2 separate regions of the Homo sapiens genome follow, and region 1 is linked to region 2. A link is an interaction called in ENCODE POLR2A ChIA-PET data of the cell type or tissue named here. Cell type or tissue: A673. All regions are shown on one strand. Each heading gives the region's core, and the rest is flanking DNA. Links, peaks and the distances in the headings are about the cores only.

Evidence for each region. ChIA-PET counts read pairs that join two places held together with the same protein. Peaks named below come from ENCODE experiments on the same cell type or tissue, not always from the same donor. Only the 100,000 strongest peaks of a DNase experiment are listed, where the experiment ranks them.
Region 1: POLR2A ChIA-PET joins it to region 2 with 5 read pairs; 2 of 35 experiments call an interaction of 5 or more read pairs at or near these places.

What each region holds. Positions count from the first base shown.
Region 1 is chr14:96,808,284-96,820,001 of GRCh38, reverse strand. The region is part of intron 1 of VRK1 (VRK serine/threonine kinase 1); the gene reads right to left. Among named protein-coding and RNA genes, the nearest start is that of VRK1, 17 kb to the right of the region's middle. In A673, for the core only: no CTCF peak of the experiment used is centred there; no DNase peak of the experiment used is centred there.
Region 2 is chr14:96,883,218-96,894,935 of GRCh38, reverse strand. No RefSeq gene overlaps it. Among named protein-coding and RNA genes, the nearest start is that of LINC00618, 55 kb to the left of the region's middle. In A673, for the core only: no CTCF peak of the experiment used is centred there; DNase peaks (open chromatin) are centred at 5,795 and 6,145; H3K27ac peaks cover 1,132 bases.

The DNA.
Region 1 (11,718 bases), core at 1,209-9,208, 74 kb after region 2:
AATCCTGGCGAAACCATTACATCTGAGAAGTACACTCAGCAAATCGATGAGATGCACCAAAAACTGCAACACCTGGAGCCAGCATTCGTCAACAGAAAGGGCCCAATTCTTCTCCAGGGTAACGCCCGACTGCACGTCGCACAACAAACACTCCAAAAGTTGAATGAATTGGGCTACAAAGTTTTGTCTCATCCGCCATATTCACCTGACCTCTCACCAGCCGACTACCACTTTTTCAAGCATATCAACAAATTTTTGCAGGGAAAACGCTTGCACAACCAGCAGGATGCAGAAAATGCTTTCCAAGAGTTCATCGAATCCCAAAACACGGATTTTTACACTACAGGAATAAACTAACTTACTTCTCATTGGCAAAAATGTGTTGACTGCAATGGCTCCTATTTTGATAAAGATGTGTTTGAGCCTAGTTATAATGATTTAAAATTCACAGTCCAAAACCGCAATTATTTGTGCACCAACCTAATTATCAGTGGAACTTTGGAACAGTAAAGGCCTTACTCCACAACAGCCCCAGCATCTTTATATTTTCATGCTACACAGGGTACTGTGATGCACAGACTGACCCACTGACCTAGATATTCTGGTACATCTTACTTTCTTCATTAAGTCATTCATTTTCACTTTAATTGCTCTATTACATACAAGTCTACCGTATCTGAGGATTTTAATAAAAGACCTTTCCAGTTCATTTTAGAAGTTGGGTAAAAAATAAATTCATGAGTGATTTAGGAGGAGCCAAAAACACCACTTTTTTCCCAACCCATCATATCCCTAAGACAAAATGACTCATTTATATTTCAAACTTATTTGGGATTAAGAAGTAATTACATATTTTGGTATAACTGGCCTCCTGCCAAACTACAGTAAGTCAGAATAAAATCAAACGAAAGATAGTCAGTCAACAAAGAACTCCATCACCTCCTTTGCTAAATTACATCAGGAACAATTTGAAAGCAATACATCTAAAGACAATCCTCTTATAAATGTGCCAGCTAATCAGAAGTTGATTAATGCATTTGATTAGTGCTAAGAAATCATTTGAAAAATAAAATACAGAATCTTGAGTTTATAAAGCCACTTCCCAGTGACACAGAGGGTCCTCATATATTTTCTTCATTTTGATCCCAAAAATCCTATGATTGAGACAGAACTGTAAGGATATTCATTAGATATTAAAATTCACTTATGACCAAAATCACTAAACATAAAAAACCTAAGGAAACTGCCCCCAGGTTCCTGTTAGGAACACCCAATCTGTCCCCAGGTTTCACTCAGAGGAGAATTATGCATATCAATGAAAGTATAAAAAAATTCATGGCTATATGGTACCTTTATAACATTAAAAAAATAAGTATCAAAATATAACACAACAAACCATGAGATATAGAAGTGAACCTCCAGAGATAATGATCCCATAAATTCATAGATTTATCCCTGAAAAACATTAAGCTAAACTCAAACTGTGATACAATCTTTAGCAGCAATTGTCACACTAGTCATGTTTTCACACCTAAGCTGGAAAGAACTAGGTGAAGACTCACGTTTCTAACTCTGAAAAAGAAAGTGGCTATCTTCAGAAAAGAAAAAATTTCTTCCTAGTCAGAAATTTTTTTACTTGTATTAGAAAAGTGATCAACGTTAGGTTATAAAATGTTTTGGTATAGTGAGTAAAATGCTTAAAATATAGTATCAAATGTACTTTCTCAACTTTTATTCCTTAAAAAACTTCTAAAAGTTCTAAAAGAGAAACACTAACTGCAGAGTTAGTTTTCAACTGAGAATGCACAGTGTGGTACATTTGCAAACACAAGCCCAAGACACCTCACTGCTATCACTTTCCCCTACAAGGGAAGCATTCCCTGAAGCCTTAACTGTATTTCCGTTTCTGACTTTTGAGATAGTAGGTAGAAGGATCCATTCCTGGGTCTCAACAGGTCTCCCAGAAACGAAAGTGATGAAGACACTACAGTAACATCCATTCCTACAGAGACCAGAAAACAGAATCACTGTTGTGCCTATCCAAGAGAGTCAGACCTAGGAAAGGAGCAAGCCAAAAGATGTCAACTTCAAAAAGCGGTGACACCTGGCTCCTTGACCTTATGGCCCATGAGAAGAGCTCAAAGGAATGCTTCTTTATATAAAGCAAACACTGAAACTTTTCTAAAATTAGAAACTGTGAACTATATAGCTAATACTTTTACATAACACTTAGCATATTTTCAAAATCTGGTAAATAGATTTCTCATTCATTCTATTTAGGGAGCAAAATTAGTGAGCAAACTTTTACAATTAATTCTCTGGATGTTCACTATATAATAATCTATCAATAGATCTGATAGAACAGCTACTGAACAACATTTTTCCCTATATAGTCTTGGGGCAGGGCTCTATGGGAGAATATTTCCAAATACTCTAAGAGGAAATTAAGGTGACTAAATAAAGTATAACAGAAGTGTACTGTGGTCATTAAAAAAATTCATGAAAACATGAAAGAACTTTTCAGAATCTCAGAGACAAGAAGATTTTTCTAAACACACAAAACACGCAAGCCATAAAGAAAACTGATAAATTTAACAAAATAAAAATAGAAATTCTCCACAGATTAAAAAAAAGCCATAAACAAATTCAAAAAACAAATTAAAAATACCTGCAAAACATATGACTAAAGGCAAATTTTCTTAGTATTTAAAGAACCCTTTAAATTATAAGACTAAAGCCCAACAGAAAAATGGAAGAATATGAAGAGGCACACTCACAGAAAAAGAAATAAATATGGCTTTAAAGAAAAAAACTTCTCCTTAGAAGAATTTTCAAATACATATGAAGTAGAGAAGTGATATAATGAGTGTCCACCTAAACATCAGCTAATTTCAACAACTATCAACAACACATGGCCAATTTGTTTGTTTCTACTAACCCCTTCCAAGATTATTTTAAAGCAAACCTCAGACAACACATCATTTCATATGTAAATACTTTTAACAGGTACTTTTTAAAAATAAATCCACCATATATTATTGCCACACCTAACAAAATTAACAGTAATTCCTTAATGTCATCTAATAAGAAGGGTTCAAATTTATCCAGTTTTCTCAAAGAATGTCTTCTCACAGTTGACTTTGACTCAGGACCCAAATACTAGTCAATGCACGTGGCTGATGTGTCTTTGAGTCTCTTTGAGTGCCACTGTTCTCTTTTTTGTCCTTCTTCTTGTCATTTGTCCTGTAAAATTTCCCATTTTGAATTTTGCTGATTGTGACCCTATACTGTCACTTAATCTGTTCCTTGTATTTTTTGTTACTGATATTGTTGCTCAAATTACTCTACCTGTTATCAATGCCCTTCAGCCAAGACCACCAATAATTAAACGAGACAGGCTTATTACTCATTGCAGTGAGGGAGAACACACACCACAGGGCACCATGGGGCATCTCAGTAAGAGGATGTTAAAATCAATTACACAATTTGGGCCTCAGTTTAGTAATTTGGGGGAGGGTCTAAAGAAGGAGGAGTTTCTCTACATTGGATGCTGTCAGGAAGTAGGGTAATTCTGTGGTTACGTATCTCAATAAATCTTACCTAAGGGAGGGGAGATGAGAATGAAGATAAAACTGTAATGGGTAAAGCAGCGGTAGTCATTCATTTTGGCTAAGTATTTTGTAGGTGGCACAGTGGTCTTGGTTTTTGTCTATGCTTTGCCTCATTTTATTATGATCTCTGAGAAACTTTGTTGAAGGTATTCTGTGAGACCGCTTATGTTTAGTAGGAGAACATGGCCTACCGGTGAGGCTTCTGAACATCAGGGGCTGCTCATTTCTTTTTTCTTTCCCACTGGACAACGGGGGCCCCTTCAATGTGGCCACTGTTTCCTGATACAACCCTACTAGTCTTGGAGCTTTTCCTTGCTTTCCTAGTACAAAATGTTCCAGGTTCCTTCTGTACATTTTCCTGTCTCAAGCCTACAATCAGCCACTTCTACAAGGGGCCCTATTTCCTTTTAGTTGAAAGTGGTACTCGGAGACCAAAATCTGGGCACTAAAATATTATTTCTAGGTTTTTTGAGTGGACAGAGCAAGAAGATTTTTTTTTTTTTCCAGACAGGGTCTCCCTGTCACCCAGGCTGAGTGCAATAGCAGAATCATGGCTCACTGCAGCCTCGGCCCTAAGCAATCCTCCCACCTCAACCTTCCAAGCAGCTGGGACTACAGACCAGTGCCACCATGCCCACGAATTTGTTTTGTTCTGTTTCTTTTTTTTTTTAGTAGAGTGAGGTCTGGCTATGTTGCCCAGGTTGGTCTCAAACTCCTGAGCTCAAGTGATCCTCCCACCTCAGCCTTCCAAAGTGTTGGGATTACAGGCACGAACCACCGCACCCGGCTTTTTTTCTCATTTGTTAAAAACCTTGGTTCCTAACAATGTCAACCTAAATATTTAACTGATATATTTTCCTCTTTAAGTTTTAAAAATGTATAAAACATTTACATTTCCAAAGCCCAAACAATATAAGGTATCTTCAGAGAATCCTAGATTCTACCCCTCCGTCTTTATTATTTTTCCCCTCAAATAATGGCTTTCACTAGTTTTGGGGTTATCCTTCCTGTTTTCTCTTTTTAAATAACAAATAAAATACATTTATCTGCATCCCTCATTTCCTAGATGAGAGATAGAATATTATACACCTTGTTCTTCACCATGATTTCTTTCACTAACAATATATCCTGGAAATCAATAACAAATAGACTCAGCTTCATTAATAAAATGCAAATTAAAATTACAATGAGACTTAATTTACAATTAAAATGACATTTTTTAGTTATCACATTAGTCATATTCAAAAAATAAGAAAATGCACTGGGTTGGTAAGAGTATGAGGAAAAAGGCATAACAATTTGGCATTATCAAAATTTTAAATGCATACTCCCTTTTGCTCACAAAGTGTACTTCCAGTAATTTATCATGCAGGGATACTCACGTACTGTCAAATATACATGGATAGTTACTGCAGCATTATATACAATAAAAGACTAGAAAGATCCTTAATTACCATCAAGAGGGGACTTTTAGGTTGGACCGCAATTACTTTTGCACCAACATAATATTAAATGAAGCATGGCATATCCACAGAATGGAATATTAGGCAGTTTTAAAAATAAGGTAGCTCTACATACATTGGCATGGAATATTCGCCAAGATATATCATTAAGTGAAAAATACAAGGAAAGAACCTTGTATGAGAACATTCCTATTCATATAAAAGGACCATTATACATATGCTGCATATGCTTGAATATGTATGACTGCACCCCTGGGAGCTGTGCAACAATGTATCCCCACGCGTGTACATATAGCACATTACTAGGAGGCTATATAATCAATTAGTAGCAGAGAATGCCTTAAGGGTGGGAAGCTTAATTTTCATTCTTTGCTCTTTTATATTGTCTAAATTTATTATTGTGTGCATGTATTAATTTTTCAATTGAGGTATTTTTTAAGAATTCTTCATGAATAACAAAAAGAACTTTAGTAAATAAAATGTCAAGTAATTCTTTCCAATATTAGTCTAGAATTTACCAGTGCTTCTAAAGCATCAGGATCAACACAGTCAGCCCTGTCAACTGCCACAAGTTAAAACACTGCAATTGACAACATAGAAAAATAACTCTCAATACCTTAATCTGCAGACAGGATCATACCTTCATGTTTTGAAGATAAAGATGAGGTCAGTCTTTAAAGAGCAATAGTCTCTAGTCTTTAAAGTACTACAGTCTCTAAAAGACAAGTAACTGAAAATGAATACTGATATCAAGTTCTTACATTAATATGATCACTTATTTTTGCTCAATTAATCCTAAATGAGTAATCTATATCACAAAGAATCGATTAACCATTAACTAGAATTTATAGCTCTTATGTATAAATGAACTAATATATTACAATTAATACCATCAATATTCAAGCATCTATATGGCAAGCTATATGCTGGGTAACTTAAACACATTATCTCTAATTCTTAGGATAACCATAAAACAAAGGTATAATGATACTGACTGTATCATTATATAAGGAAACCAAGGATAAGTGAAATTAAATAATTTGTCCACGGCCTTACAACCAGTAAGTTGCAAGGAAAGTGTAATTTTTGTAAAAATGCCTTTTTGCTAATTAAAAGAGAGCACATACTGCAGAATAAATCATGTGCAAAACAAGAAGTCTTAAGGTGGAAAAATATTTGCTTTAATGACTAATAACACAGCCATAAATATAAATGCCATAAAAATAGTATAAAAGATCAAACCTAAACATACTCACACATTACTATAAATACATATCCCATGGCCTAACTCTGTCAAGTGAAAAGAAATATGACTTCCAAAAATCCAAAGGACAAACGTAGTAATGAAATAAATCACTGATGTAAATAAAACGTCTTCCGAAAAGTTTTGTTTTTTTAATATACTAACACAAATTCAGCTGAAAAAAACTTGATGTATACGCCACTGAAGAATATATGAAAAAAGCTAAGAAAATAATACATATAAAATATGCACTTAATGAGACTATCTTCTAGATTCTAGTCCAAAACCCTGAAGATTCTAAAGTCTGTTTCTTCTGTAATCTCAGGGTTTGAATGATGGCATTTGTGTTATCATTTCTTACTAAATGACCCAAACAAAATCAACTACTCAAGAATCTAATTCTGCCTATATGCAAAAGAAAGTAAGGTGAAAATCCCAGTCAGCACCGAGCAGTGTTAAGAGCACTGGACTGACTACACACCCTTGTTCACAATTCACAGCAATTGTGATACTGTATTACCATTAGTTATGTATATGTCAATCTCTTGTGACACAGTTTGTGAGGATCGCCAAATCAGGGACCCTGTCTTACCTTGGTATCCCTTCAATCTAACATATCTGCCACATGATGTGAAACCAACTGATAGTTCTTAAGAATGGGCTGAATTAAAGTCATGGTCCAGGTCTACCTGTTGTGAACTTAAGACAAGACCCAACTTCTCCAGGTCTTTTTTCCTTACCTGTAAAATGAAAGGCTAGGATTAAAGTCAAAGCCAAGCATTTTACCTACTGGTTTGTAGGAAAAGGAGCAGAGTTCATTTTATTAATATAACCAGTATGAACCACAAATGATCTATTCCAATAACCAGTAGATGTACATTTTCCAATCTAAAGTAATCCACATGTATGTATGTTGCTAATGGAACCTGTTGCCAAGAAAACATAAAAGGGCTTGAAAACCCTCTTAACCATCCTGCTTAATACAGAACGAACAGTCTCTGAACAAAATGGAAGAAAAAGAAAAAACATTTTGAGTTAAAAGTAAATCAGAGTGAACATTAAAAGGTTAATGAACTCAAAAAGACAACTAAGCCAGTTTAAAAATGGGTAAAGGATTTGGACAGACATTTCTCCAAAACAGATAAACAAATGGCCAACAAGCAAACAAAAAGATGCTCAGTATCATTAGTTGTTAGGGAAATGAAAGTCAAGACCACAACGAGATGCCACTTCCTACCCACTAGGACATATATAAACAAAAAGACAGTAACAAGTTTTGGTAGGATCTAGAGAGATCTGAATCCTTACAGATTGTTAGTAAGAATATAAAACAATACAGCCACTTTGGGAAAGTTTGGTAGTCCCTAAAGAACTTAAAGAATTACCTAGGTATACTCAAGAGAAATGAAAACACATACCCACACAACAACTTGTACATAAATGTCCATAGCAGCACTAATCATAATAGTCAAAAAGCAAAAGCAACCCCAAAGTCCTTCAACTGATGAATGGATAAATCAAATTTGGTACACCTATACAATGGAATATTATTCAGCAATAAAAAGAAATAAAGTATTAACACATGTACAACAGGGATGAACCCTGAACACACGTTAAGAAACTGGTCACAAAACACTACATATTATATGATTCCAATTACGTAAAATTTCCAGAATTGATAAATTTATAGACAAAACTATTCGTGGTTTCTTAGGGATCAAGTAGGGAATGGAGAATGACTGTTAATGAGTAGGGGGTTTTAGTACTGATGAAAGCATTCTAAAATTAGATTATGGTGATGGTTACAGTCCTGTGCATACACTAAAAGCTACTGAATTATACCTTTTAATGAATGAATTGTATGGTATGTAAGTTATATCTCACTAAAGCTGTTTGCTTTAAAAAAAAAAAGGTTAATGAGAGGGAAAATGTGATAGCAAGGATAACAAAGAAAAATAGCTACACTGGATTATAGCGTTCTGTGGAAACTAAACTAAATATTTTCAAAGAAGGGTTAAAAGCACCTCAAAGCAGGCCACTAAGAACACAAAGAAACCAGCAAATGGTAGATTTTCTGTTCTGTCATCCAGGGTAGTTCCTGACTCACTCTTCTTAGAGACACAAACATATTATACAGTAATTTGGAACGTATGCCACTTTCCAAGATGGAAGAGAGAATTTGCCAAGACTACAACTCACTGATCTTGAATGACTTCTGCTGATTCATGAAACTCTATGCTGTGTATGTGATTCTTAAAAGTTCAAGTACGAAACTGAAGGTAGGGACAAGTAAGATGAATAGTATGTGCAGATGACTTTCAAAAATGGAATTTGCTCCCTTCTGCAGGAGATAGCTAATTTTTTTGTTAATGGAATTGGTGTCTTCTACCATGACTTACTAAACAAAGCATGATGAGCTCCTGGCAAGGGACACAGTATATTAGTAAGATCAGAGGCTGGGCGCGGTGGCTCACACCTGTAATCCCTGCACTTTGGGAGGCCAAGGTGGGTGGATCACTTGAGGTCAGGAGTTCAAGACCAGCCTGGCCAACATGGTGAGATCCCATCTCCACTAAAAATTCAAAAAATTAGCTGGGCGTGGTGGCGTGCACCTGTAATCCCAGCTACTTGGGAGGCTGAGGTGGGAGAACCGCTTGAACCCAGGAGGCGGAGGTTGCAGTGAGCCGAGATAGCGCCACTGCACTATCAACAGAGTGACACTCCATCTCAAAAAAAAATTAAAAAAAAAAATCAGAAGAACAGGTGATCTTGGACTTGCCAACGTGATCAATAAAACTATCTTTCATCAGCAGCTAAGTTCTAGATAGCACATTCGAACTGGGAACAACATAAAGCTGGGAGATGTTATGAATATTTTAGATAACACAATCCAGATATAAGAAGATTCTAACAAGCCTCAATACAACTACAAAAGTAGGTAGAGATCTAACAAACCACAGTCAGAATGAAAATCAGAAAACATTCCATTCAAATCCTTCATTTCACAAATGAAGCTGAGTCAAGACGGATTTAAGAATATGCCCAAGTGCAGAAGGCTCATTAAAGGTAATCTAAGGTGGAGAATACTGGAATCCTAACTCCCAGGCTTGTGTCCAACAGACCCAATGCCACCTGTTACTACTTGTATAGATAACCATATGAAAAAAGTAAAAGAAGGCTTGATCCCTACCTCATAACACACAAACAAATTCCTGGGGACTTTGACCTAAATCTGAAAGGCAAAATACTAAAGCTTCTAGAAGATAACATAAGAAAATAGCTTCATCGCCCTAGAGTAGCAAAAACTTCTTAAACACAAAAAAACACTACCCGTAAAGGAAAAGATGGATACATTGGAATTGATTAAAATTCAGAATTTCAGTTCATCAAAAACTTTATGAGAGTGAAATGACAAGCTGTAAGACAGGAAGATTTTTATAATTCACATATTCGACAAAGGATTCATATCCAGATACCTTATAAACTCCACATTTCAATAAGAAAAAAGACAATCCAATCTGTTGAAAATGGACAAAAGACTTGAACAGGAACTTTATAACAGAGGGTATCCAAATGGCCAACAAGCATATGAAGAAGTGCTCAAATTATCAGTGATTAGAGAAATGCCCACGAAAACCACACTAAGATCTTCTATACAGCCACTAGTGATTAATTTTTTGTAATATTTAACTGACAATATCAAGGGAAGCAAAGCTGCAGAGTAACCGGAACTTTCATATGTTGGTAAAAGTATAAATAGGTACAACAAGGATGAAAAACAATTTGGCAGTGTCTATTAAAACTAGACACATGGCCAGGTACAGTGGCTTACACCTGTAACCCCAGCGCTTAGGGAGGCCGAAGCAGGCAGATCACTTGAGGTCAGGAGTTGGAGTCCAGTCTGGCCAACATGGAGAAACCCTGTCTCTACTAAAAATACAAAAATGAGCCAGGCGTGGTGGCAGGCGCCTATAATCCCAGCTATTTGTGAGACTGAGGCAGGAGAATCACTTGAACCTGGGAGGCAGAGGTTGCAGTAAGCCAAGATCATACCACTGCACTCCAGCCTGGGTGACAAAGGGAGACTTCGTTTCAGAAAAAAAAAAAAAAAAAAGAAAGCAAGCAAGCAAGCAAGCTAGATGCATATACATTTTGACCAGGAATTCTACTCCTACATATATACCCAACCAAAATGAATATAAAAGTATGCCAAAAGATACATACATATACATAAGTATATGATTATAGCAACATTGTTCATAATTGCCTCAAAATAGAAACTATTCAAATACCTAAAATGGAATGAATAAATGAATTTTGCTATGTAATTTGTGGTAGTTTTTAAAAATGACCACAAATTCTTTGACACACCTCTCATAAAGACATGAGGTCTATGTCCCCTCCCCTTCAATCCAGGCAGGCTGTGTCTTTGTCAACCAATAGAGTATGGTGGAGGTGAGATTATATGACTTCTGAAGATAAGCCACTCTCAGGAAGCTTCCTCTGGACACTCAGCCAACATGCTGTGAAAAGCCAAAACCTCCTGACCCCACATGTAGGTTTGGTCAATAGTATCAGATGATCCCAGTCTTCTAGACGTTCTAGTCAAGGTACTCAGCCAACATGCTGTGAAAAGCCAAAACCTCCTGACCCCACATGTAGGTTTGGTCAACAGTATCAGATGATCCCAGTCTTCTAGACGTTCTAGTCAAGGTACCATACAGGAAAGTGGAGAAGCCTCTAAATGATTCTAGACCCCAAGCATTGTAGGGCAGTGATAAGCCATAACCACCAAATTCCCAATCCACAGAATCCATGAGCATAATAAAATGGTTGTTATTTTACACTAGTAAGTTTGGAGTGGTGTGTTACGCAATAACCAATAATCAAAACTAGTGTGTTATGCAGGGATAGATAACCACAACTACAGAGCTATTTTTAAAAATAACAAACTACATGCAACAACATGAATGAATCTCAGACACAACATCGAGTAAAAGAAGTCAAGCAAAAAAAAAAAAAAAAAGTCCAGAGGGCATTATTCCATTTACACATGAGTTCAAAACCAGGTAAAACTATAGTTATGTAAGTCAGAATCGTGTTTACCTTGGGTGGGAGTAACTACTGTCTGCAAGATATCCCCACATAATCTGGGCTTCTGAGGGCTAGAAAATGAGTATCTTGATCTGGGTAGTAGTGATTACAGGGTGTTCACTTTGTAAAACTTTAAAAATAATTGAGCTTGATGCTTCTGCACCTTTTTGTTACACTTCAAAAAAATTTTTTTAATCAATGGAGCTTGGTAACCCAAAGAGGCAAGGGTATGAGGGAGAAATAAAGGATGACTTCCAAGTCTTCAGGAATGACTGACTAGGCAGTTCCATAAACTGAACAATTAAAC
Region 2 (11,718 bases), core at 2,055-10,054:
ATATGTTAGGTAAGTGCATTGTGATCGATAAGTAAACACATTAAATAAATATATTTTTGAGAAGAGGAGAGGATGGAAGAGGAATAACTGACCTAACAGAGCACAAGCAGCCCTTGGAGGGCTCTCCTGAGTGACATGGCCCTCCAGGTTCCTCTGGGAGCTGGGGACAGAGCACAGGGTTGAAAATAAGGGGGCTCACTTGGACCCTAGCCTTCCTTCTCCACTCAGCAAGGCCTAACCCTCCAAAATCTTATTAAAACATCTCTAAAAATGCTGAAGGATAAAACGAAAACAGCTCAAAAAAAATAGAATGAAAAAACAAAGAGAAAAAAAACAGGAGAGAAGTGCAACAAATAATTGCTGAGAGTTCTGGGAACACAGAACAGAGAAGCTGGAGGGGAGAAAATCATCAAAGAAGTAATACAAGAATACTTCCCAGAACTGAAAAGCACAGTGTGCTGGTCTGAAAGGGCCACTGAGTCAAAACCCATCACAGGAAAGTCTGAAACAGCCTCCTCTGTGGTCACCCTGCTACAACTTGTATTCCTCTCCAGTCTGTCCTCCCGGAGCCGTGTCAAGCAGAGCCTCTCACCCCTGCGCGTGTCACTTTCCAAGGGCTTTTCATTTCAAATAGGATAAAATCCAAACTCCTTTCGGTAGCCCCGCGTGATATGGCTTCTGCTGGACTCTCAGACTTCCTGCCTGGCACTCCTTCCTCACCCACTCCAGGCACACGGTGCTCTCTGTTCCTCCCACACGCCAACCACAGGTCCTTTCCACCCGCTTCTGCCTCCATCCTCTGTCTTCCCCAGGAGCTTCTTCTTTCTCACCTCTAGGCCTCAGCACTCACATCGCCTCCTCAGAGAGATCTTCCCTGGTCACTCTAACATAGCACCTACAGTCCAAAAAACATTCCTCAATTTCCCTTTTCTGTTTTATATTCATCGTATTTGTCACTGACTGAAATTATTGTATTTATATATTTCTTATCTTTTTTCCCCTACCAGGTTATAAGCTCCATAAGGTGAAAACCTTGTCTTATTCACTGCAGTATCTCTGGAGTGCAGAATAGTGCCAAAGTAAGCATTCAATATTTGACAAATAATTGAGTTACCGACACAATAAATGACAGGAAGCCTCATGAAGGTGCATGGCCATGAAATGTTACAACAGAAGGACAAAGAGAAGATCCCAAGAGTTTCAAAGTGGAAAGGGCATCAGAATGCACTAAGCTTCCCCCTAGGCAACATTAAATGCTAAAACACAATGAGCGGTGCAACATCTTTTTAAAATCTGAAGGAAAATAATTTTCAAACCAGGCTGCTACACCTAGCCAAACTATCTAACAGATGTGAAGGTAACTCAGATATTTTCCGACATGCAAGGATTAAAAATAATAGCTTCCCATACATCTTTTTAAAGAAGCTTCTGCAGGATGTACTAGTGCAAAGCAAGAGACAAAATCAGGAAAGAAGCTACAGAAATCAGGAACGGGAGATACAATACAGCAAAGTGGTAAAGAGAAGTCCAAAATTATGGTGAGGAGAAGCTTTAGGTGAAGCTCTGCACAGGATCCCAAAGACAACTTGATATCAGGTGGAACAAAAAGAAACACTCCAGAAGGGAGGCATCCAATTTAAAAACAAATTGATGAATTTTCTGATATGATTGAACATGTGAAATAAAAAACTACTGGTGGGTGTTATAATAGATCTGATGGAATAACTGTAAATAGTCAAAAATATGTAAAAAACTTAGAAAAAGATTAATGAGGCAATTTTTAATTCCAACAGAAGCAAAAAGTTTTACCAAAAAAGGAAACGACATCACAATACACTGAAATAAGTAATATCTACCTAGTTGAAACAATGTAAACCCTGACTACCAATTTATCTAAAAATACCTAATTGTACGAAAGGATAGGGGAAGGGGAAGAGTACAAGAGAGCTAAAATCTCATCTATCATAATAAGAACTCAATACTTAAGTTTTAAAATTGATAAATAGTAAATTCGTCAATGTGACAGCAAAACACAAAACTCAAAAATTGTATTTCTTTACACTAACAATGAATCTGTGGAAACTGAAATTAAAAACAATACCTGCCAGGCACGGTGGCTCACACATGTAATCCCGGCACTTGAGGAGGCCGAGGTGGGCGGATCACCTGAGGTCAGGAGTTGGAGACCAGCCTGGCCAACGTGGTGAAACCCCATCTCTACCAAAAATACAAAAATTAGTCGGGCGTGGTGGCGGGTGCCTGTAATCCCAGCAACTCTGGAGGCTGAGGCAGGACAATTGCTTGAACCTGGGAGGTGGAGGTGGCAGTGAGCTGAGATCACACCACTGCACTCCAGCCTGGACAACAGAGCAAGACTTCAACCCCTCCCCCCCCACCAAAAAAAAAACACAAAACCATTTACAACTGCTTCAGAAAAAAGTTAAATTCTTAGGTATACACTTAACAAACTAAGTACAGGATTGTATATTGAAACTCAAAGACCTAAACAACAACAACAACAACAACAAAGTATTGTGTTCATAGATCGAAAGATTTAACACAATAAAGATGTCAGTTCTCCCAAAATTGTCTGTAGTTTCAATACCATTTTTTGTAGACCTCAATTTCATTCTAAAATTTGTATAGAAAGGCAAAAGTTCTCGAATAGCTAAACCAATCTTTAAAAATGACCAAGCGGGAGGAATCTAATACCAAAGCTCACTATATAGCTACAGTAATCAAAACAGTGTGATACTGGCAGATCAGTGGACATAGAGCTAGCTGAATAGAAAATCCACAAATAGACTCATCTACAAATATGTCTAATTTTTTCTGATGGTGCAAAATCAATTCAGAAGAGGAAGAAAAGTCTCTTCAAAAAATTGTTCTGAGGCCAGGCGCGGTGGCTCACGCCTGTAATCCCAGAACTTTGGGAGGTCAAAGTGGATGGATCACGAGGTCAGGAGTTTGAGACCAGCCTGGCCAACATGGTGAAACCCTGTCTCTACTAAAAATACAAAAATTAGCCGGGCCTAGTGGCGCATGCCTGTAATCCCAGCTACTTGGGAGGCTGAGGCAGGAGAATTGCTTGAACCCGGGAGGCGGAGGTTGCAGTGGGCTGAGATTGCGCCATTGCACTCCAGCCTGGGCAACAGAGCGAGACTCAGTCTTGGAAAAAATAAAATAATAGTAATAATAAAATTGTTCTGAAACAATTGGACATCCATAGGCAAAAAGCAGAATCTTGACTCGAAACTCACAGCTTATATAGATATAAAAAAACCCTCAAAATAGATCAAAGCCTTAGATGTAGAACATAAAACTCTAGAACTTTCAGGGAAAATTGAAAAATCTTCAGAATCTAGGGCTAGGCCAAATTCTTAGACCAGACACCAAAAGCATAATCCCTAAAAGGCAAAGCTGATGAATTGGATGGTGCTCTCTTAACTATGGTCTTCAAAATTCAGCCCTCTGGGCAACAGATAGAACCTTCTCTAAGGAAATAGACCAGTCCAAGAGAAAAGACCTTAAGTGAATCACATGGTAACACGTGAGGTGCCTCCTGTACTGTGTGCAATGTCAAATCCTCTCTCATTCCAGACCAAGTGACGTCAGCCAACTCTGCCCAGGCTTCTACCAGGTTCCTGAAGGCCCCTCTCCTTTCCTTCTCTAGGGGTTGTATGAGATGCCTACCAGGAACATTGCATTCCACATGTGCAATTCAGGAGCATGGGAAAGTTAGCACCCAAAAGATCACACCACTGCACTCCAGCCTGGGCGACAGAGACTCCATCTCAAAAAACAAAACAAAACAAAACAAAAAACACACAGCAGGGCTGTTCTTGCTTTGTCTTCCATAGGAGAAGCCATCAAACTCATCTCTTAGAGAGTTTTGTGACATGATTTTTAAAGCCAGTTTTATTTTTATTAAAGCTCAATTAGTTACATATACAATAACATATTAATTTTACTGCATTATAATCTTAACATGGATAAAATGACCTCTCTTGTCCTTTTCTATCAGCTTCTGGTATAGAACAAAAATCATCAGAGACCATCCAGCTGTTGCTTTGCTAAGACATGTGAAGCTCTTATACTTTCATTGATGTTGCCTCAGCCATCTAGCCAAAGACTGAAAAAGTAAACTTGTATGAAAAATCCCATGTGAATATGGACTCCTAAAATGGAAACGTAATTTTAGCAGAATTACCTCCACCCAGATTTTGTCTGCCAGGTGGCTTTCAGTAGGGAAGATAACATCATCAAAGACAAAGCCTGATCACAGTTCTGGGGGTGATAGAGAAAGCTAGCTATGGAAGAATGGTCAAATAGAGGGAGATGGAAAGTATTTGAACCTCTTGTGACTTTGAAAAATTTAAGATTAAATACAATTTCTAATAGCTTCTGAATGGGGCAATAGAAAAAGCCATCATTTGGAGTCTTAAAAAATCTGTAGATTTTTGAAACAGAAAAACTATTCTTTTCAAAATAGGACACTGGCAAAATGGGGCAGGGTGGGGGTGGAGGGCTGTTTCAGTTGCACTGGACTGAGTCAAGGTGACAGGATGTATTTGCCCACTAGTTTCTCTCCACGTCTTCATTCCCAGGATACTAACGATTCAGAGATAAATGTACACTGAATGCACCCTGTACCAGTCTAATTTCTTTTGACAGCCTGCATTACAAATTGTAAAAATTTTTGAAATTAAGTACCTTTGAAAATGGAAAACTGAACTAACGTTCCAATTTGGAGGAAGGGGGACTCAATGTAGAAATTAAAATCATGGTAAACTAATTTGCCAAGGGTGGGGGAGTGTTAGAAATGGTCTTCTGACTTTAACCATAATAATAACGAGGACTATCAATTAGGCAAAGAGTGCTCTGAGCCTATGTGTTGGCTCCACTACAATTTTTTTTTTTTTAAATGTCTGGCAGAATGTTTTACAAACTAAACCCAGCGAGACTATAATTCTACCAGAAGGTGCCTCAGATGGTTTTGCTAATAATTTTGATAAGCTAAAATGGAGAAAAACATCATTTCAATTATTCACTTTTCAAAAACCATCAATTTTAAGTTACAATATTAAATGTCTTTCTTCCTTCCTTCATCGCCATCAACCAAATGAAACCAAACCCTGGAAGAACCCTCACCAAAAGGCAAAGGGGGTAGGCAGTGACATTTTTGAAATATGTTAGCATGCTAAAAATCTTGTCATTAATTTCTTGCCGCTCAGAAGTTGTGTCCAGTTTATGTGTAACTTTGAGGAGAGTAAGTTCCTTTAGAGAACTCGGAGGAAGCCAGCATTGCTACTGCCGCAAAGATGAAAGTGCGAACCACCATATATTGGCTTTTAATAGCCTTTTAACCAACTTTGTTAATGGACTGAATGCAATTTAGATATGGAACTTGGCGAAAACGTAGCTTCAATTGGCTATTAAAATTTAAGAGCCAACTAAGATAGCTAATTACAAAAAAAGCTCCAGTGATAATGCTAAGCAGAATTAGTAATAGCAAATGGCAGTCTGTCTAGTCTTATTCCCACAGGGAAAGAAACTCTTAACTGAGAAGTCAACCAGACAATGTGCAGCAAACCTAATTGCATTACTGGTATTATGGCATACGAATCTGGCAGCTCCCTGGGACAAAACAGGGAATAAAATCTGCCGAACTCGAGGCAGAAAGCGACTGACCCTCGTTTACATGCCAGTTAGAAAAGATTCCAGGAAATGTTATTTCTATTCAGAGTTGATGAGTAAATGCTCTTTTACTAAGGAACATTCCTGTAAAACCCTAGTAAGGACTGAGCAGTAAGGAAACAGACCTTCCAAAAAAGTTTCAAAGAAATAGATCCGACACCCACGCAGAATTAGATTTTTCCTTTAGATATTTAGGTCTTAAAAAAGGCAACAATAAACATCTGACTGCTAAAAAGTTGAGTTTAGAGGAGAATAATGTTCTGCTTTTTGCTTCATTACAGATACCCTCATTATGGCATCAGCTGAAGTGCAGACTGGCTCTCCTGTGAAGATTTATCATGTGTGGTGGCCACTTTGAATTGGAGGTGCTGTAGTCTTCAACATTCCCTAGTCAAGTGTCTCCCTGCTGTGCCTGTAAATGTCAGTCCAGTTTTTTCACGGCTGTGCGCACAGATTAGAAACAGCAGGAGAGCTTGGGAGTATGACTACAATACCAGTAAGGACACTTGTCTTCGTGGCACTGCTCAAGTGATTCTTGGAATGCAGGACCCTGCTGTTTTCTAATATTTACACACAACTGGAGTCATCAAGAGCAGTAAATGCAGTCTAAAGGAAGCTTGCTTCTTTGTGTTAGGGACTTTACATTCAAATAGGGGTATCAACAATAACATTAAAAAAAATCCATTTTAAAAACTTTCATATTTCCCCTCAATTTTGCTGCTACAAGACCAACCAGGTATTATCATGACTGTTCACTTAGCTTGACCCTCCCTTCCAAACACTTTCTATGTGCATCACACAGTTCATTGGGAACAGCAGGTGTTTCAGATTTTTGGCCTCAATTGTGTTTTTGCAGGCTGTGGTTTCTCTGACCTCTACAAGAACAGACAGGGCCTTGGAAACCATTTTGATGTAATTTCAACCACCTTTGCTTTCTGAACACTTTGCATGACATATCAGAGACTTATTTTGGGACTGTAGCACCTGGAATACAGACGGCTTCTCTTTTGAAAGTCTAGTTAGAAACTTAAAAAAAGGAAAAAAAAACCCATTGCAACTGTGTGCATATCTTAAGAAATGTCTAAATGACCCTACTTAAAATTATGAATGCTAAGGCACAATATTTAAAAAATGGCAAAAACTACAATTACTTTTGCATCAATCTAATACTTTGCCATAACTGTTTAATTATCTGTCAAGGGTTTCTGGACTAGAAACTTGGGGTGGGGAGGTACACAGGGATTAGATCATATACTTCTGCAATTACAATGTCAAGCAGACTGGGATGTACGTTATTACTTCTCCAGTTAAACTGATTCACATGTTTGCACCAAAATGTTCCATAATAGTTAACGAAGTAAATGAAGACGTGAGGCTGTTTGTGTTGGGGCAGGGGAAGGAGTAGGGAAGAACTAAAATATCCACGTCAAAGGTCTTCCTAAGAACCTTGGAGGCACATTTCTCGACCTACAAAAGTTCAAGAAGTAAATGTACTTTTTTCTCTCTTCACCGGACAATCTAATAGAATCACTTCCCAGTTGTAACTTTCCCTGGAATACACTGTCCTAGAACTTTCGAGTCCTCAGGCTTAGCTGACCAGACCCTTCAGTGGCTCTACTTTCACTTTTAAGTACTAACACATATTGGTCCCTTATGGGAAAAGACTACGAAAGTGTGTAGGGACCTTTCTCACATCTGAGAATTATACCAAGGACCACCATCATGAACTTTTGAACTATGATTTTTGTGTCAAGGCCAGAGAGAATATTGAGTACAGCAATTTTTCCACTTTTAAAGAAACTGTTGCCCAGGTATTGTACGGTGTTCATTTTAAGTAACTGTGATGGCTTTTCACTGGCTTCTATAGGATCAGAAGCAGAAAGCCAACACACAGGAAAGTGGAAAGAGCATTCAGACGACTGTCCCACCCTCTCCCCAAACTCTGGATTCACTCCTCCCTGTTGCATCCCAGGCACAAAGATTATATTATCATCTCCACTCACATGGCTGACATCTCAGAACAACGTTCTAACATTGGACTTAACTAAAAAGACGGTTTTTTGAAGATCATCTGCAGTGGTTTACAAATGAAGCTGAATTTTCTCAATGCAGAAGTTTTACAGGGAACTGAATTCATGACAAGCCAAACTACAAAAATTCAAGAATGCTATTCATAAGTTATAAAATGCTATGCCATCATAAACTCACCATTGTACGTACAAATGCATCCTGAGTACAGTGGAAATGGTAAGCATTTTATTTGTGTAACACACATGTGATAGAGAATTGTCTAAACCATCTGGTCAGCAGTAGACTGCATACAATTACTAATGTAGTGTATAAGGCTATCTACATATCAAGACCCTTTTATAATATTAATTCTTTAATGTGACTTGTACTTTATCAGTAGAACTTAGTAAGTTAGAAGACTACAGAATAACCTGTGGAACTTTAAAAAAAACTATAAAATTTTTTCCATGCAACTGCTATAACTAAAAAATTAAACAGACATGAAATAGGACTAAGAATAACACAGCCAAAGGACAAGAGTTAGATTTCTGTAGTGGTGGTAGGATCATAAGCGAATTTTGATTTCTGTTAATGTGGTTTGGGCAATAAATTAGAATTAATAAGTAAAATGGCATTAATTAAGTCAGTGTGGTGCGGGCATAAGAACAGACAGATCAATGAAATCAAACAGATAGTCTAGAAACAAGAGTATGTAATAAAGCAGGCATCACAAACCAGGGTGGAGGAAGGGTGGAGGAGATCATTTATTTAACAAATGGTACTGAAGCTACTGGCTAGCTGCTTAGAAAAAAATCTTTGTGATCCTCACCTCATGGCATACATTTACCAAAATAAGTCCCATATGGATTGAAAATTTAGAAGCATTAAAACAAAAAAGCCTAGAAAAAGTCATGGTAAATATTTCTAATTTCTGGATGAAAAAATATTTTTAAAGTAACAGAAATTACAATGAAAGATCAATAGATTAAAGTGATAGAAGCTAAACTTCATAAAAATTAAAAATATATCATACACAAAAAATAAACAGGAAAAAGTCAGCAACAAAAATGGCAAAGAGTTAAGGTCATTACTGTATAAACAGTACTTATCAACACACCAAAAAGAGTGATTAGTTTACAAATAAAGGTTTGGGTGCACTAGCAATAAAAAAAAAAATTACCTTATCAAATTATAAAAATAAAATTTAATGTGTTAGTCTGGATGGCTTAAATAGCAAACATTTATTTCCCACAGTTCTGGAGGCTGAGAAATAGAAGTTCTGGCAGATTCTATTCCTGGCCAGGCCCATCTTCCCAGTTTGCAGACGGTCACATGACAGAGACAGACATCATCTCTCTCCTGTCTCTTATGAAGGCATTAATCCCATTAATCATGAAGGCTTCACCCTCATGACCTAATCACCTCTCAAAGGTCCACCTCCAAAGACCATCATCTTAGGGGTTAGGCTTAAACACAGGAACAATGCAGGGGACACAAACTTTCAGTCTATAACCCTCGAGGATGACAAAAATGTAGGTTGGGCACTCGGATCTACTGGGCAAAGTGTTAACTGATAGATTTTTGCAAAGCAATTTGATAAGGATCCACAACTTTTCATTTCATAGTCTTTGACCCAGTGGCTCCCTTTTGAAAATCTAAGAATATTCATATGTCAATGAAGATTTCTGCCCAATTTTGTTCAAAAATATTGTTTATAATATCCCAATATTGAAAGCAACTTAAATGCCCAATAATACGAAAATGGTCATGAAAGTATCACAAATTCATTTAAAAAAGTTAAGAAAACATAGAAGTTATATTCATGAAGTATTCATAATAACATAAAAAGTATTTAATGTTAACTTTAAAAAGAAGAATATAAAGCTGTATACGAAGCATAACTATTTAAAAATAAAAATGCATAGAAATGACTGAAGAAAATGTGTCAAAACATTAATAGTGGTTGCCTGTGGGTGGTAGGGTAGTATTATCGCTGGTTTGTCCGTTGACACTTTTCTGTATGTTCTAAATTATATAAAATGGCCATGTATTATTAATACACTCTTATAATCCAAAGAATATAGAGCATTAAAACAGAATTTTAAAGAATTAACAAACATATAATGTTCAACTGTGAACATATGTATCTCCCCACACAAATACAAATAAATTGTTTATATTTCCACCACTACTTTATTGCTACACAACTTGGGTCTTTATATGCACACTTAATTTATTAATTCAAAGCAATAATCAGGGTTTTATAACTGGCTTATTAGTGTTTCATCTGTCTTAGATCACTATTGAAGAACACCTAGAAGCCATTTTACTTCGGGGCTTAGTTACCAAAGACTTATCAGTTGCTTTCTAGAAAATGTAGAGCACATACACATCCTGTTGTGTGAAGGACAAGAGCCTGGCAGTGCTGTTGATCCTCAACAGACTAGAAAACCTCAGCTAAATAAGGACCTAAGGAAAATGGCAGAGAAGGCAAGAGAAAATGGAACGAAGAACATGTTAAAATATGGAAGCTGGATTGTGAAAGAACAAAAAATGGCAAATCCACTCCATTCAGGGATTGGAAAGAAAATAAAAACAATGCAAGATAAAAATACTAAACATAGAACTGAAAAGGACAAGAAAAAAAAATAACTCTGAATGACGAGGTTGCTTAACCATTTTTTTTTAATGTTAAAAAGTTACCTGTATTTTAGACTACTTACTTGTATCTTTTTTTTTTTTTAAATTATACTTTAAGTTTTAGGGTACATGTGCACATTGTGCAGGTTAGTTACATATGTATACATGTGCCATGCTGGTGCACTGCACCCACTAACTCGTCATCTAGCATTAGGTATATCTCCCAATGCTATCCCTCCCCGCTCCCCCCATCCCACAACAGTCCCCAGAGTGTGATATTCCCCTTCCTGTGTCCATGTGAACTCATTGTTCAATTCCCACCTATGAGTGAGAATATGCGGTGTTTGGTTTTTTGTTCTTGCGATAGAGTTTACTGAGAATGATGTTTTCCAATTTCATCCATGTCCCTACAAAGGACATGAACTCATCATTTTTATGGCTGCATAGTATTCCATGGTGTATATGTGCCACATTTTCTTAATCCAGTCTATCATTGTTGGACATCTGGGTTGGTTCCAAGTCTTTGCTATTGTGAATAATGCCGCAATAAACATACGTGTGCATGTGTCTTTACAGCAGCATGATTTATAGTCCTTTGGGTATATACCCAGTAATGGGACGGCTGAAAGCTGGAGGCATCACACTACCTGACTTCAAACTATACTACAAGGCTACAGTAACCAAAACAGCATGGTACTGGTACCAAAACAGAGATATAGATCAATGGAACAGAACAGAGCCCTCAGAAATAACGCCGCATATCTACAACTATCTGATCTTTGACAAACCTGAGAAAAACAAGCAATGGGGAAAGGATTCCCTATTTAATAAATGGTGCTGGGAAAACTGGCTAGCCATATGTAGGAAGCTGAAACTGGATCCCTTCCTTACACCTTATACAAAAATCAATTCAAGATGGATTAAAGACTTAAACATTAGACCTAAAACCATAAAAACCCTAGAAGAAAACCTAGGCATTACCATTCAGGACATAGGCATGGGCAAGGACTTCATGTCTAAAACACCAAAAGCAATGGCAACAAAAGACAAAATTGACAAATGGGATCTAATTAAACTAAAGAGCTTCTGCACAGCAAAAGAGACTACCATCAGAGTGAACAGGCAACCTACAAAATGGGAGAAAATTTTCGCAACCTACTCATCTGACAAAGGGCTAATATCCAGAATCTACAATGAACTCAAACAAATTTACAAGAAAAAAACAAACAACCCCATCAAAAAGTGGGCGAAGGACATGAACAGACACTTCTCAAAAGAAGACATTTATGCAGCCAAAAAACACATGAAAAAATGCTCATCACTGGCCATCAGAGAAATGCAAACCAAAACCACAATGAGATACCATCTCAC